3 separate regions of the Mus musculus genome follow, and regions 1 and 2 are each linked to region 3. A link is a contact called in ENCODE Hi-C or POLR2A ChIA-PET data. All regions are on one chromosome and are shown on one strand. Each heading gives the region's core, a stretch centred on a gene start or an enhancer-like site at or near the end of the contact. The rest is flanking DNA. Distances are from core to core; before and after follow the strand shown.

What was found. Hi-C counts contacts between places; a loop is a spot of excess contacts on that map. ChIA-PET counts read pairs that join two places held with the same protein, here RNA polymerase II (POLR2A).
Region 1: POLR2A ChIA-PET joins it to region 3 with 14 read pairs in embryonic stem cell. The contact joins the promoter of Pik3ip1 here to the promoter of Morc2a in region 3. A Hi-C loop is called at or near these places in 1 of 37 maps with a recorded cell type or tissue (T-helper 1 cell). POLR2A ChIA-PET finds 5 or more read pairs at or near these places in 3 of 5 experiments (Patski and embryonic stem cell).
Region 2: POLR2A ChIA-PET joins it to region 3 with 15 read pairs in embryonic stem cell. The contact joins the promoter of Pes1 here to the promoter of Morc2a in region 3. POLR2A ChIA-PET finds 5 or more read pairs at or near these places in 4 of 5 experiments (Patski and embryonic stem cell).

The regions. Positions count from the first base shown.
Region 1 is chr11:3,328,711-3,333,372 of GRCm38, forward strand. Pik3ip1 (phosphoinositide-3-kinase interacting protein 1) reads left to right here and starts at 2,021. Exons shown (of 6, transcript NM_178149.4): 1 at 2,021-2,294; 2 at 3,205-3,321; 3 at 3,399-3,518; 4 at 4,499-4,662. The coding sequence starts at 2,225. Gm12592 (predicted gene 12592) reads right to left here and starts at 2,480. Exons shown (of 2, transcript NR_165248.1): 1 at 2,204-2,480.
Region 2 is chr11:3,961,523-3,965,691 of GRCm38, forward strand. It overlaps Pes1 (pescadillo ribosomal biogenesis factor 1), which reads left to right and starts at 2,453. Exons shown (of 15, transcript NM_022889.3): 1 at 2,453-2,538. The coding sequence starts at 2,515.
Region 3 is chr11:3,647,764-3,651,913 of GRCm38, forward strand. Morc2a (microrchidia 2A) reads left to right here and starts at 1,674. Exons shown (of 27, transcript NM_001159288.2): 1 at 1,674-2,383; 2 at 2,545-2,684. The coding sequence starts at 2,617. Tug1 (taurine upregulated gene 1) reads right to left here and starts at 1,051. Exons shown (of 4, transcript NR_002321.2): 1 at 990-1,051.

The DNA of each region.
Region 1 (4,662 bases), core at 771-3,270, 320 kb before region 3:
CTTGTATCACTTTCTTTTCTGTGATAATGCTGATGTTTTAAATATCATGCCTCTCCCATCCAGAATTTAAGCTTCATAAGAGTACAAATTCAAATATTTTTGTTCACACAATGAAGTCCCAGTATCTAAAAATACCAGCTAATATGGAGGTTTTCAAAATTAAATATTTGTAAAATTAACAAAAACATTTACCAAACTTTAAAAAAATATTTTTTTGGCACAGTGCCTCGTGTAGCCAGTGCTGGCTTCAAACGTCCTCTGTACATGCCCAAGGATGACCTTGAACTTCTGACCCTCCTGTCTCCGACTCCAGAGCTGGGATTCCAGACTTGTACTCCCCTACTCAGAATGTTGCATTAGGGATCAACAAAAGGGTTCTGACATGTCAACTGAGGTGTTTTAAAAGGACAAGGCTCTGCACCTATGAGATCTGAGCTCAAATCTTTAGCGCACACATTAAAAGCCAGACATGGTTATGTGTACCTAAAACCCAGCACTGGAGAGCATAGACAGGGTCCCCACAACTGGAGAATGTAGCCAGGAGCCAGCAGCCCAGCTTAAAGGTCACACTTTTGGTCCAGTAAGAGAACCTGTTTCAAGGTAGTAAGACACTGGGCATCCTGTTCTGACTTCCTTATTTACACACATGGGCACACACCATGTGATCTGACCCTACACACACACATACCACACACATATATACACACCACATGCACACCCCCCCACCCCTCCCCAACCCCACCCCCACACGCACACACACGCACTCTTTGGGGGGCGGTGTTTATATGTGTGTTTTGCCAGCATATGTGTATGTGCATGACTGAGTATCAGAGGAGGGAGTCCATATTCTGGATCTGGACACAGATGGCCTTATGCTAAGTGCTGGGAACTGAACTAAGTGCTCCGCAAGAGCAACAAGTGCTCGTAACTAATGAGCCACCTCCCCAGTCCGGACAATGGTTTTAAAAGGCATGTCAGGTGGTTTGGGGACATGGTTCAGAGACTAGGAGTACTTGCTGCTCTTCAAGAAGAGCTGACCCGAGTTCCACTGCCTACTTCAGCTACCTCCCATGGTCGACAACTGCCTATAACCCCAGTTCTTGAGGCCCTGAAGTTTTCCTATGGCCTGAGTACAGACACAGATAAACCCACAAATAAAAATAACCCTTTTCTTCTTAAAAGACACATCAGGGTTCAATCACTTCTCATAGTTAGAATCACATTAGCTTTCCACTATGATAAAGTCTATAAAACTTACTTCATAGTGTTATTTTTTTCCTCCCTACATTGTGGCAAGATCAAAACAGAGTTTCTATTCTTGGATTTGCCCCAGTCACAAGGTAGTCTTGGCAAACCACCCTGTTCTCTCAGTTTACTGAGGCTGCTTGGGAACTTCAACTGCCAGCCAAATAGAAACTCCAAAAGCCCTAAGTTATGTGGATGTGGTTTAACTGTAGACACAAATTATTGCAACTAGATTTCCTATATACTGCTTGAGGGGAGTTGGAAGGAAGACATTTTACTTCTGGGCTGGTAAAAAGGGTGGACTTTACAATATAGCTAAAGGAATTCAATGTTTGTGTAACATGTATTTTCAGCTAATGATACCCTTTCTGTGTTCCTACTATATATGGATAACCCAAACCTCAAATGTTAGTAAAGGAATGTGACTGAACTGGCCCTAGCAAAGTACAATTTAAATATATTGCTTCCAGACAGATAATTCTTAGTTGTGCTGTCTATGTGGTCTTAAATTCTTCCTGCTTCTGCAATCAGCATCCGCTCTTACAACTGTGTAGTGCTTTTGGGGCTCCTAATCCACCCCACTCCACGATGCCTTCTGACACAGTGACTCTGTACTCACACTGGTGGAAAAGGAAGAAAAGCCCTGGGCATGCAGTTGTGCAGGTCTCACGCGGAGCTGCTGCTAAGCAAAACCTCTCTGCCACTCTCGGCTTGGCTGAGTTCCTCTCTTGGCTCAGGGTTAGTGATCTGGTAAGGTCTAGGAGGCTTAGGACCCAGGGGGCGCCTTTCAGCTGAAAAACACCTCGGCTGCAGCAAGCTAGCTGGGAAGCTCCCAGTTCTAAAGAGAGGCTGTTTACCAGAAGAGCATAACAGGGGCCGGCCAGTCTGACTGCAAGGAGACAAAACTGCTGCCAAGGAGGACCCCCCCCCCCCATTTGGACACTGGCTGTTGAGTCACCTGCGAGCCGAAGAGACGAGGATGCTGTTGGCTTGGGTACACACATTTCTTCTCAGCAACATGCTTCTGGCAGAAGCCTATGGATCTGGAGGTGAGATTACGTTTTCTCCCCCTTTCTGCAGCAACTTAAATGAAACAGATTCCCCAAACGTGGTCAGGCCGACAGGGAAGGAAGGTTTTGGCTGCTTTTCTCGTTATCCTACGAAAGCATTCTTCTCTCCTCTCTCCTTCCTTGCCAGAGGCTTGCAGCTCCATCTTTGCCATTAAGAACAAAGACAAGTAGTCACTTTCTCTTTCCCTTTCCTTTCACACGAGTGGATGGAGTGGAATTCGTCTCTTCTACTCCCCAGAGTCTTACCCTTTTAAAGTCCGTTTGCTTTGTGTGGCAGGCGCACGAACCTCCCCTCTCCAGCCTCCTCCCGTGGCTCTCTGCTGAGGGGAGTGGGAGCTTAAGAGATGAGGCAGAGACCCTCAGCTGGGGTCTCTATTGGATCTTTTGCTTCCCTGAATCAAAGGCTTTTGTGGAATTCTCTTGGGAGCTGGCGGTGTCTGTTAAACTAGCAGAAAGTGGCTGTATTCGTAGAGAAGGGAACACCAGTTTATATAACATTGACTTCTCAACACTGGGATGACTTCCATGTCTGACTGCCCAGAACCAAACTCACCATCTCCACAGAAAGACCTTAGGGAGAAAGACCTTCTTGTACCTTCAAAGTGGTCCCAAGTCCAAGAATAACAACCCTTTGCAGTTGTGCAGCGATCTTAAGCTTTTTTAAAAGGAAGGAAGGAAGGAAGGAAGGAAGGAAGGAAGGAAGGAAGGAAGGAAGGAAGGAAGGAAGGGAAGGGAAGGGAAGGGAAGGGAAGGAAGAAGAAAGCTAAATCGAGTGTTGTGTGTGGACCAAACGCCGCCAGGGGCGTGACACTCTGAGGTACACAGGGCTTTCTCCCGCGGGGCCAGAGAAACGCACTAAGAGTCTCGGGCGGGTTCCTCTTCCTCATAGGCTGCTTCTGGGACAACGGCCACCTGTACCGGGAGGACCAGCCCTCGCCCGCGCCGGGTCTCCGCTGCCTCAACTGGTTGGCCGCGCAAGGCAGCCGCGAGTCGCTCACCGAGCCCAGTGAGTGTCCGCCGGGGAGGCGGGCGGGGTTGGTGGGCGGCGGCCGCGGCCCTTGACTCCTCTTCTCCCCACCTCAGGCCCGGGCAACCACAACTACTGCCGGAACCCGGACCAGGACCCGCGCGGGCCCTGGTGCTACATCAGCAGCGAGACCGGCGTCCCTGAAAAGCGGCCCTGCGAGGACGTGAGTTGCCCAGGTACTCGCCCTGGGACCACGGGTAAGGGACTCCAGCCCTGTGCGCCGAGCAGCGCTGCAGCGGTTACACCCGCCGCGCACGTGCGGCCGCTCGACGCCCGTCCCGCCCCGTCCCCACCCCCGCGCCGTCCGATTGGCCAGAGCTATCTCCAGGCAGCGGAGCTCAAAGCCCATTGGCCGCCGCAGCATTCGGAGTGAGCTCATCCTCTGCGAGCGCTTGTAAACAACGGTGGGAGGCAGCTTGCCTGCCTGTTCCGCCAAGCGCCCCGCCAGCCTTTACTGTGTAGCGGATGCTGTGAGCCAGGCCCCATGCTCACAGTCCCCGGGGAGAAGCTGTGTGAGGGCTCTGAGTCACCCAGAAGTTTGACCACCTGCCAAAGGCAATGGGTGTGTTCTGATTTGAATTCAAAGCTTTTAGACTTCAGAAAACTAAAATAGTTCTCTAGGATTAGATGAGGTGGTCAAGGTTAAGCACTTAACACTGGGATTGGCAGGAATCTTGTACGCAGTGTGGATTGTCTTCTGCTGTGAAGACCTGTGCAGTCTCTGGAGAAACCGCGTGGCAATCCCAGCAAGGTGTTGGAAGATCACAAAGACTGAAGCAGACAAGTGGGAGGCCAGAGAGAGGCTATTGTTTCTTGAGACCATTTCCTCACATTTGCCTTGTAATATCCCAGCATCCGTGCAGCCCTTTCAGGCCTGATTTTGCCCCTGGGGCAGGGGAGTTGTTTTCCCCCTTTCTGTTTTTGTGATAGGATCTCATTTTGCGGCCGGCTTGTTTGGCTGGCAGGGATTCACAGAGATGTTCCTTAATTCAGGTGTTCACCACCACTCCTGGCCTGGGGCAGGATTTGATATCAGTTTAGGGGAGCATTTTAGGGAAGACCCTTCCCGAAACATCCCCAACAGTCTTGTCAGGTTTGGCTGTAGAATGCACTTAGGACAGTCTTTGATGAGAGCTATTTCTCACCTCACCTCCAGAGACCACTTCCCAAGCACCACCGCCATCCTCTGCCATGGAGCTGGAAGAGAAGTCTGGTGCACCAGGTGACAAAGAGGCACAGGTGTTCCCTCCTGCTAACGCCCTACCAGCCAGGAGTGAGGCAGCCGAGGTGCAGCCAGTGATCGGGATCAGTCAGCTTGTG
Region 2 (4,169 bases), core at 1,203-3,702, 310 kb after region 3:
AATGTGCAACTATTGTGGTGCTAGGAAGCACTCATGAACCCCAAAACAACACCAAGGAGCCCTTTCCAATGTAATAGCATTAGGGTCTCTTTATGACAAGCCCTGGCTTGGGCCCCCCTCTAATCCAACCCTGACATAGCAGGATGGGAAGGGAAGGAGGAACAGCCTCGAACAGGATACATTTTATAGGAAAATAGGAGCAAGTGAGGGATGAGGGAGGGGGTGTCAAGTCTGGCAAGCATCTCATAGAGTGACTATAAGCCAACAGGTTAGTGCTCTGAAGAAAGACCGTATACAATCACAAATGGTCTGAAAATGCATCTGAAACCGACTAATCTTTGATTAACTGTTGTTAGGGAGTAGCTAGGGAGTGACTCTGGCCAACAGCAAGCCGTGGGGTCCTTCCTGGTACATGGGTACAGCTTGGGCTCTGCTGCAGGTCATGTTCTCAGGCTCCCTTTTCTTTAAGATGAAGGCTGGGCCCAAGATGGAGTAGGTTTGGCCTCTCACTATATGTTCAGATGTGTATGAATAAAGTTGACTGGTTGTTTTGTTTTAGTGTTTTTGTTGTTGTTGTTTTGACAGGATTTCCCTGCATGGCCCCCACTCTCCTGGAACTAACTCTATAGACTAGTCTGGCCCTGGACTCAGAGATCCTACTGCCTCTGTTTCCAGGGTGCTGGGAATAAAGGTGTTTGCCACCACGCCTAGCTGATGTTTCCCCTTTTTAAAAGAAAGAGAAGTGCTTGCTAAACCTAAAACTGCTAACTTTTGTAATGCTAGGCTGACTGGCAAGTGAGCTTAAGGGATCCAATTATCCCATGTCCAAATTAGTGATTCCCTTCTCTCTCCTACCAGATCTGGTATTACAGCCCCCACTGCAACTTTTGTTTTGTTTTCTTGAGACAAGGTTTCTTTTGTGACTCTGGCTGTCCTGGACCGCACTCTGAGGACCAGGTTGGCCTAGAACTCAGAGATTCACCAGCCTCTGCCTTCCGAGTGCCTGCACACAACTTTTTTTTTTTTTTTGGATTTTGGTACTTTATTTTAGTATAAATATATATTCAACATATGGAAATCACAGTTTCTTTTTTAAAGAGATAAATATGCTTACTGTATCAAGTATACAAAACCACTCTTATAAATACTGATAAAGAGAATGTTCATTCTTATTAAACTCATCTTTCAAAGTTACATTTCAGCTATACATGACTTTAAGCAGAAAACCAAGAATTTTTTTAACATTTTGAAGTAAAAGTAATAAAATTTAAAGGAAATTGATAAAAAAGTCATAAATTTTAACTTTTTTATAAACATGAAATTACCACCTTTAAGACTGACTTAAACCTATCATCAGATCTCATAAGTTTAAAAATTATCTTTATAGATGGAATGATATGTTTTAAATGTGCGCACAACTTTTATGTGTGTGTTGCAGATCTGAACTCCATATCCTTATGCTTGCATGTCAGGAATTCTGTCCACTGGGCCATCTCCTCAGTCCTGTTTTGTTTTCTTGGTTTTGTTGTTTTGAAACACTATCTCTAGCACAGGCTGGCCTGAAACTTGTGCTCTCCCAGCCTCAGACTCCTGTGTGCTGGGATTACAGGCACCACCATCATGCTATGCCTTCCATTATTTTTCTTTCTTTTCATTTTTGTTTTGTTTCGACAGTGCGTCACTCAATACCCTCGCTGTCCTGGAACTTAGCCTCGGACTCACAGAGATCCGTCCCTTCTGCCTCAACTCATTCCCCAAATATAAGCAGTTCCTTAGACCCTCTCCGTGTCCGTGGGAGGTCAAAGGTCGGCCTTTGCTCTATTTTATTCTAACTTGAACAAACTAGGTGCAGCTGAATCTAAGGTCAACAAGGCAAAATCTGGTCAGCTGGGTTTACAACGCCTAGCAACCGTTGCCATGACAATTGAACTCCCTTAAACTCACTGGCCTAGCATTACAAAAACTAGTAGCTTTAGGTTTAGTGAGCATTTCTGTTTTTGTTTGTTTGTTTGGTTGGTTTGGTTTTTAAAGAAAACATCAGCCAGGCGTGGTGACACACATCTTTAATCCCAGTACTCTGGAGGCAGAGGCAGGCGGATCTCTGGATTAGAGGCCAAACTACAGAGCTCTCTGAATCCCAGAAGGCTCCGGGCTGTCTGTCTCCCATCCCTTCAGTCCTGCTGTATCCCAAAATGCACTGGGGCTCGCGTGCTCAAACAACCGTGTCTAGGGTGCTTATAAAACTGCCTAAATTTCCATGTTGCTTTAAAGCTTGTCTATAGATTTTGGTAACTAAGAAAAGAACTGAAAGAACTACCACAATTGTTGAGCTTTAGAGAATTTGGTTGTAAATAACGAGGTCGCCAAAAGCACAACTTTCTCTGGATTTGTACAGGCATATTTTCAGACAGCCCTCAGCTGGCGGCGTGGGGTCCTTCAGGGCCCTAGGCAGGGCACGTGCGGGAGGAAGTAGCTCTGGTGTTCTGGCTGCCTTGAATTTCTCAACGTGGAGCTATGGGAGGTCTGGAGAAGAAGAAGGTGAGTGAGTTCCAGCGGAGGTCGGAGCTCCGGCTTTATCACTTTCCCTGGCCTCTGGGGACCGAGAAGTCTTGAGACGGCCGCCGGAGCGAACCTTCTGCACGTAGGCCCCTGGAAGCCGGGAAGAACTGTGACGGGCTTTCTGTGGAAGGAGTTGTGGAGACAGGCGGAGCCGCCAAAAGAGTGATCAGTGACCAACGGGACGTAGAATTCATTATCAAGACTTGGGACTTTCTTAATTGAGCCAGGCCCGGTCCTAGGTACTGGGAATTGAGAAGTAAGCAGTCAGATGCGGCCCCGCTTTCCCAGTGTCAACTTCAGATAAAGTGGCTAAGGGTTTTTAAGTGCGCTCCTGAGAAAGGGAGGGAGGGAGGAGCAGTAGAGTGGAGAGTATCAACAGGCGCTTAATCCGATTAGTGTTGTCTTGTAGGTCCTCTTCTGACGTAGCATTTTAGTGGAAATCAGTACTTAAAGAACACTTTAGTCTGGGGCATGAAAATGTTGGGAAGTGTGGATGGTCCCCAACCTTCCCCTAAGAGAATTCTCGGCACTCAGAGAAAGGAGAGACTAATATCAGCGTGCAGCTGTAGCTTCCAGCCGTCTCTTAGCCGTCTCTGTGTTTGATGGTTTATATGGGGTTAGGCGTTGTCACAATCTTATATTTTAGGATGACCCTTTTGTTCCTTTACAGGCTCTGGTTATGATAGTTTTATCTTTAGCAGATGGAACTTGCTATCCGTGTGATATTGGTGGTGCTCAATTCTCAAGGGAGAAAATGACCTTTTTTTTTTTTTTCTTTAGAAAAGGGGAAAGGGTGAGCAGGTTAAAAGCAGAAGTCAGTGCAGTTTTAGCTCTGTTGTCTCAGATTAGAGACAGTTTCTTCTTCCTATGCAACCTTGTTTCCCAAGTTTAAGCTTCTTAATCATAATTAATGTGAAAGCTTGCTGTTTTTCTTTTTTCATTCAGAAGTGCTTAGCAGAGAAAACAGAAGTGAATTCCACGGCCAGTAGGAAAGAGAGGCAGGTGGTGTGCAGGGTTTTGGACAGACAGTAGCATGGCTGTGAGATGTAAATAAGTGAGGTGCTGTCTAGGTGAGGCTGGGGCCGTATCATGTGAGGCTGGAACTTATTCTGAGTGGAGAAGACAAAGAAAGTAAGTGACTTGATCTGAGTTATTCTTGCTTCTGTAAGGAGACTGTGGGTATGAAGTAACTTTGGGATAGGAATGAAGAAGATGAGATGGGCTCAAGTCTTTCCTTTGACTTGCAAGTTTCTGGTAACAATCTGCTTTGTTGTTTTTAATTACTTTTTTTAAAGTTATTTTTTATTTATTTTTATGTATATGAGTGCTCTATCTGCATGTATACCCGCATGCCAGAATAGGGCATCAGATCTCATTATGGATGGTTGTGAGCCACAATGTGGTTGCTGGGAATTGAACTCTGAACCTCTGGAAGAGCAGCCAGTTCTCTTAACCACGGAGCCATCTCCCCAGCCCCTTTAATTACTTTTTTGAGACTATAATTGCATTATTCCCCCTTTCCCTCCAAACCTTTCCATATATTCTCACTTGCTCTCCTTCAAATTCATGGCCTCTTTTTAAAATGATTTTTATATAACATAGTATATATA
Region 3 (4,150 bases), core at 424-2,923:
GAGCAGCAGAAAACAATCGCTGGGCCAGAGATTACACTTCTTGTTACTCGAGGACACATTCACTCCTAATTGTAGCTGCTTTCTAGTGGGTGCCATTGTACCATAGGCATCAGCCACCCTTCAGGCACCCTATGGTGAAAGGAAAGGGCTTTGACTAAAAGCCAAGCAGTGAAGTGATGGTACCTGAAACAGCCATTATGCAGTAAGAAGCAGCTCACATATACCAGGGACTCAAATGGGGGCTTCATATTGGTTGTGAAGGGTCCCAGATGACATGTAGGCCTCAGTTTCCTCCCGGTGGCAAAAACTGTTCTAAACTCTTCTGGGTCATAGCCCCCTTTGAAAACTCGCTACTGAAGGATCTACTCATCCCCCTAGAAAACACTTTCCCACGTGTTTCTGTACAGAAGAAGTTCAGGGAACCTTCCCATCTCCAACTCCAATAAAAGGTTCCCGAATTTAATTTCAGGGAATGAGCAATTGTTATGACTTCTTGCAACTCAAAGGAAAAAAAAACAATAATCATCTTTCTGTAAACCGACACTTTTGAAGAGAGCTTCCAATTCCATACACACACTGATAGGCAGAGGAGGAAACTGAGGCGCAGACAGATTACAGAGTGACTTGCCTAAGGTCACTCGGCCAGCGAGTGGCTAGGCCCGGAAGCAAACCCAGATCTTCCGACTCCGGAGCTCGAATCCCCACCCCGGAGCTGCCGCCAGCGCTCTCGCTCCCCACTAAGGTGGCATAAGTAGGAAAAGGCAAAGGAGGAAGCCCACCACCAACCATCCTCCAGCTCCCTCTTGACCCTCCAACTGGGTCCTAGCAGGCCCCGAGGGGTGGCGCCAGGCCTCCAGGCCAGCCCCGGCCACCCCAGCTTCCCCCGCCGCCTCCCCGGGAGCGGGGCGGAGTTGCCCGCCGCCGCCAACCACCCGGACGACCCCTCGTCGGATCGCAAAAGCATAGGCCGCCGCCCGAGTTCTGCGTACGAGAAGAAAGACGCGGCGCGAGCGCCAACGGCCACCGGGCGCGCGCCGCGGCGGCCGGGCCTGCGCCCCAAGAGCTGGATGCCAGAGCAGGAGAAAGAGCCGCCAACCGATCGCTCGATCGACCGCACGCCCGCTCCTTCGCCCTACCAGACCGGGGAGGGGGGGAGGGCGCGCCAGGGCTTCTTCGAGTTAGGGGCCTGACTCCCCGGCGACAAGACAAGATGGCTCCTCCGCTCTGCTCTGCAGCTACCGTCCCGGCTGCGTCTCTCGGCCCGCCCCCGGTACTGTTCCTTTAAATGGCCGAGAGGGGTCAGGAAAGCAGGAAGAGAGGCGCGCGCCCTCACGTGATGGGGGCGGACCGGCCAAACAAGATCCGGTCACGTGGACCGACGTCGCTCGCCAATCAGAAGGTGGAGTCTCAGGGCGGGGGCGGGAAGACTTCGAGCTCTGTGATTGGCCGAAGGTGCGCTGGAGGCCTCGGCGGCCGGGCCGTCGGGAGTGAGCGAGGTGATTCGCGCTGCGTGCGCTTACGGAGACAAAGCGGTGGCTGAGGTAGCGGTGGCGCGGGCAGCACCGGCCGCAAAGCCGTACTGAACGCTGAATCTCGTGACGCCCAGCCTGTCATCGTCTGTTGAGGCGCGGCGTGTCGTGTCGTGTCGCGGCGCGGGCGGGCGGCGGCGGCGGCGGCGGCAGCGGCAGCGGAGGCAGCACATGGTTCCAAGAGCGCGCTGCGGTGGTTGAGTTCCAATTCCACGGGGAGGGACAAAGGCATCTGCGAGCTGCAGGCAACGCCCGATCGGATCTGGTGGTGCACTCGCCACTTTCCTCTGTTCTCCCAGGCTCTGGGACTAACTCCTGTCTGTCGGTAGCGAGGAGGTGGCCACAGGACCCAGGCCTGGGAAGGCCCGAGGGCCCGAGGCCATCTTCTGAAGGGTGTGGGGGAAGGGCGCACCTGAGGTGATTCGGGAGGGTAGGTTGTGAGGTGTTTCTGTGGGCCACTGTGAGTAATTTCACCCACAACCTGTGGTGATTGTGGCATAATAGCAAGCTGTGTTTGGGCGGGGTTTGGGAAAAGAAATCTGTCAGTCAGCACCAAGGACCTTTCTGTTGGAAAGCGGTGAAGCCAGAAGTAGCCTCCACTCCACTGCACTGTCCAGTAGAGCACTCTTTTGAGGAGCCTGGTGTCTTCGGTGGTGACAAAGTCTTCGGTGGTAATGAAGTAGGTGAACCGTCAGAAGTAGGTCAATTTCCTGAATTTAGGAGAACAGAAAAGGACTTGAACGTGAAGTTGAAGCTGTAAACCTCCAAGTTTGAAGACCATTCAGAACCGTTCACTTTTGATGTGCGTCGGAATTGTGTGAAGAAAGCTTGACCCCCCGGAGCACTTAAGGACAGTAGGTTTCGAATATAGTTCTTTCCAAAGTATTACATCAGAGTCATTGAAATACTTAAATCACTCGCAGTTTTAAATATCTGCCTGTATTTTGAATAGATACTAGGGAAATTTTTTTTTTATGTGTCACTAAGAAGCACAAATTTACCCTTTACTGATCAGAATCCTGGGGAAATCGATTTCACTATATGTACTTTCCTGTTAACCGGCAAAGACTGAAGACTCATTGCTGTCATGGCCTTCACCAATTACAGCAGTCTCAACCGAGCTCAACTAACCTTTGAATATCTCCACACAAATTCGTAAGTATCTTGTTAGGTGCCACTGAGGTAACCAGTAACTCCTCCTTGATGTTAATATGGAAATCCTTTCTCCAGAAAATTTTGCTTTTTTATTCTTTGGCTTGTGTCATTGGAGTAAGATGTATCACTGGATGTCTTGAGCTCTGTATTGAAGAACTGAGATCAGTGAATTATTTGTTGGTAATCTAGAAGAAAATGATTTCACTTACTGGATCAAAAATTTCAAAATACAAACTTTATATCATATTGAGTTGTTTCATCCAAGTGTTTAATAGGAATCCAGCAAAACTGCTCTTTGGATCATCAAAATTTGGACCATCTAGTATCAACTGTTGCACATCTTTAGTAACATCCTAGACAATTGGGTTTATAACAAGTGTTTCTAACAACAGCAACAACCACAAGATGATGATGACAAAAATGACCAACTTGGAAGAAGAAAGCATTTGTTAATTTTCAGCAAACAATTGGTTTTGTCATTTTGGCAAATTGGCTGTAAATCCAATGTAGTTTATATATGCTAAGGAAGAGTGGAAGTTTCTTTAAAGGCCTTGATTTAGGTAGTCTTTTTCCAAAGTATGTGAAATCACAGAAGGATGCTGTGTTCATGGTCTTGAGTAAGTGAAGAGATTAACATCATTACCATTTGGTATGGAATATTTTAGGGTTTGTGTATTTGTTTAGTTAATTAGTTTGGAAACAGGGTCTTTCTACCTAGCCCAGCCAGGCCTGAACCAGACCAGGCTAGTCTGGAACTCAGAGATCTGCCTGCCTCTGCCTCCTAAGTGCTAGAATTATAGGTGTGTGCCACCAAGCCCTTCATTAGGTTATCTTGCCAAAATCTAATCTTTCCATTCACCTCCTAAATGCTGGGATTATAGGTGTATGCTACCAAGCCCTTCATTAAGTTATCTTGTCGGAGTCTAATCTTTCAGTTCACCTGTTACTTTTGGGTTCAAGGTAAGTATTAGAGTATTTGGATAAGGAGGTAAAGAAAACCTAGATGAATAAATGGTCCAGTTAGAAAAAACATCTGCAGAGTAGAGACCATAGACTTCAGGTATCTCATAATAGTACAGTAATTTTCTAGTCTTTTGTGATTCCATGATACTTAAAAAAAACTTTTGAATAGTAAATTTTTCTGAGCAGTGATTTGTTCAATGCCAAGAGGTTTAATTTTGCATTATTTAGGAAGGTTTTTGGTTTGTTTGTTTCTTCCTTCCTTTCTTTTAATTGAGGTAGATCACAGAGAGAGATGGTACCACAGAGATTACCTTGGATACAGATTATGAATCTGGAACCTAGGTCACTGATCAAAGATGCTAGCACAGCCTTTGGCCACACTTTCGATATTCTTTATATTTGAGCTACATATTAAGAATAAGCAGATGAAGAGACTTAAATGTTCATGGCTGCGTGTGTTCTATAAAGGGGTCAGATTTGAATTTTGACCTGGCAGAGCAAAT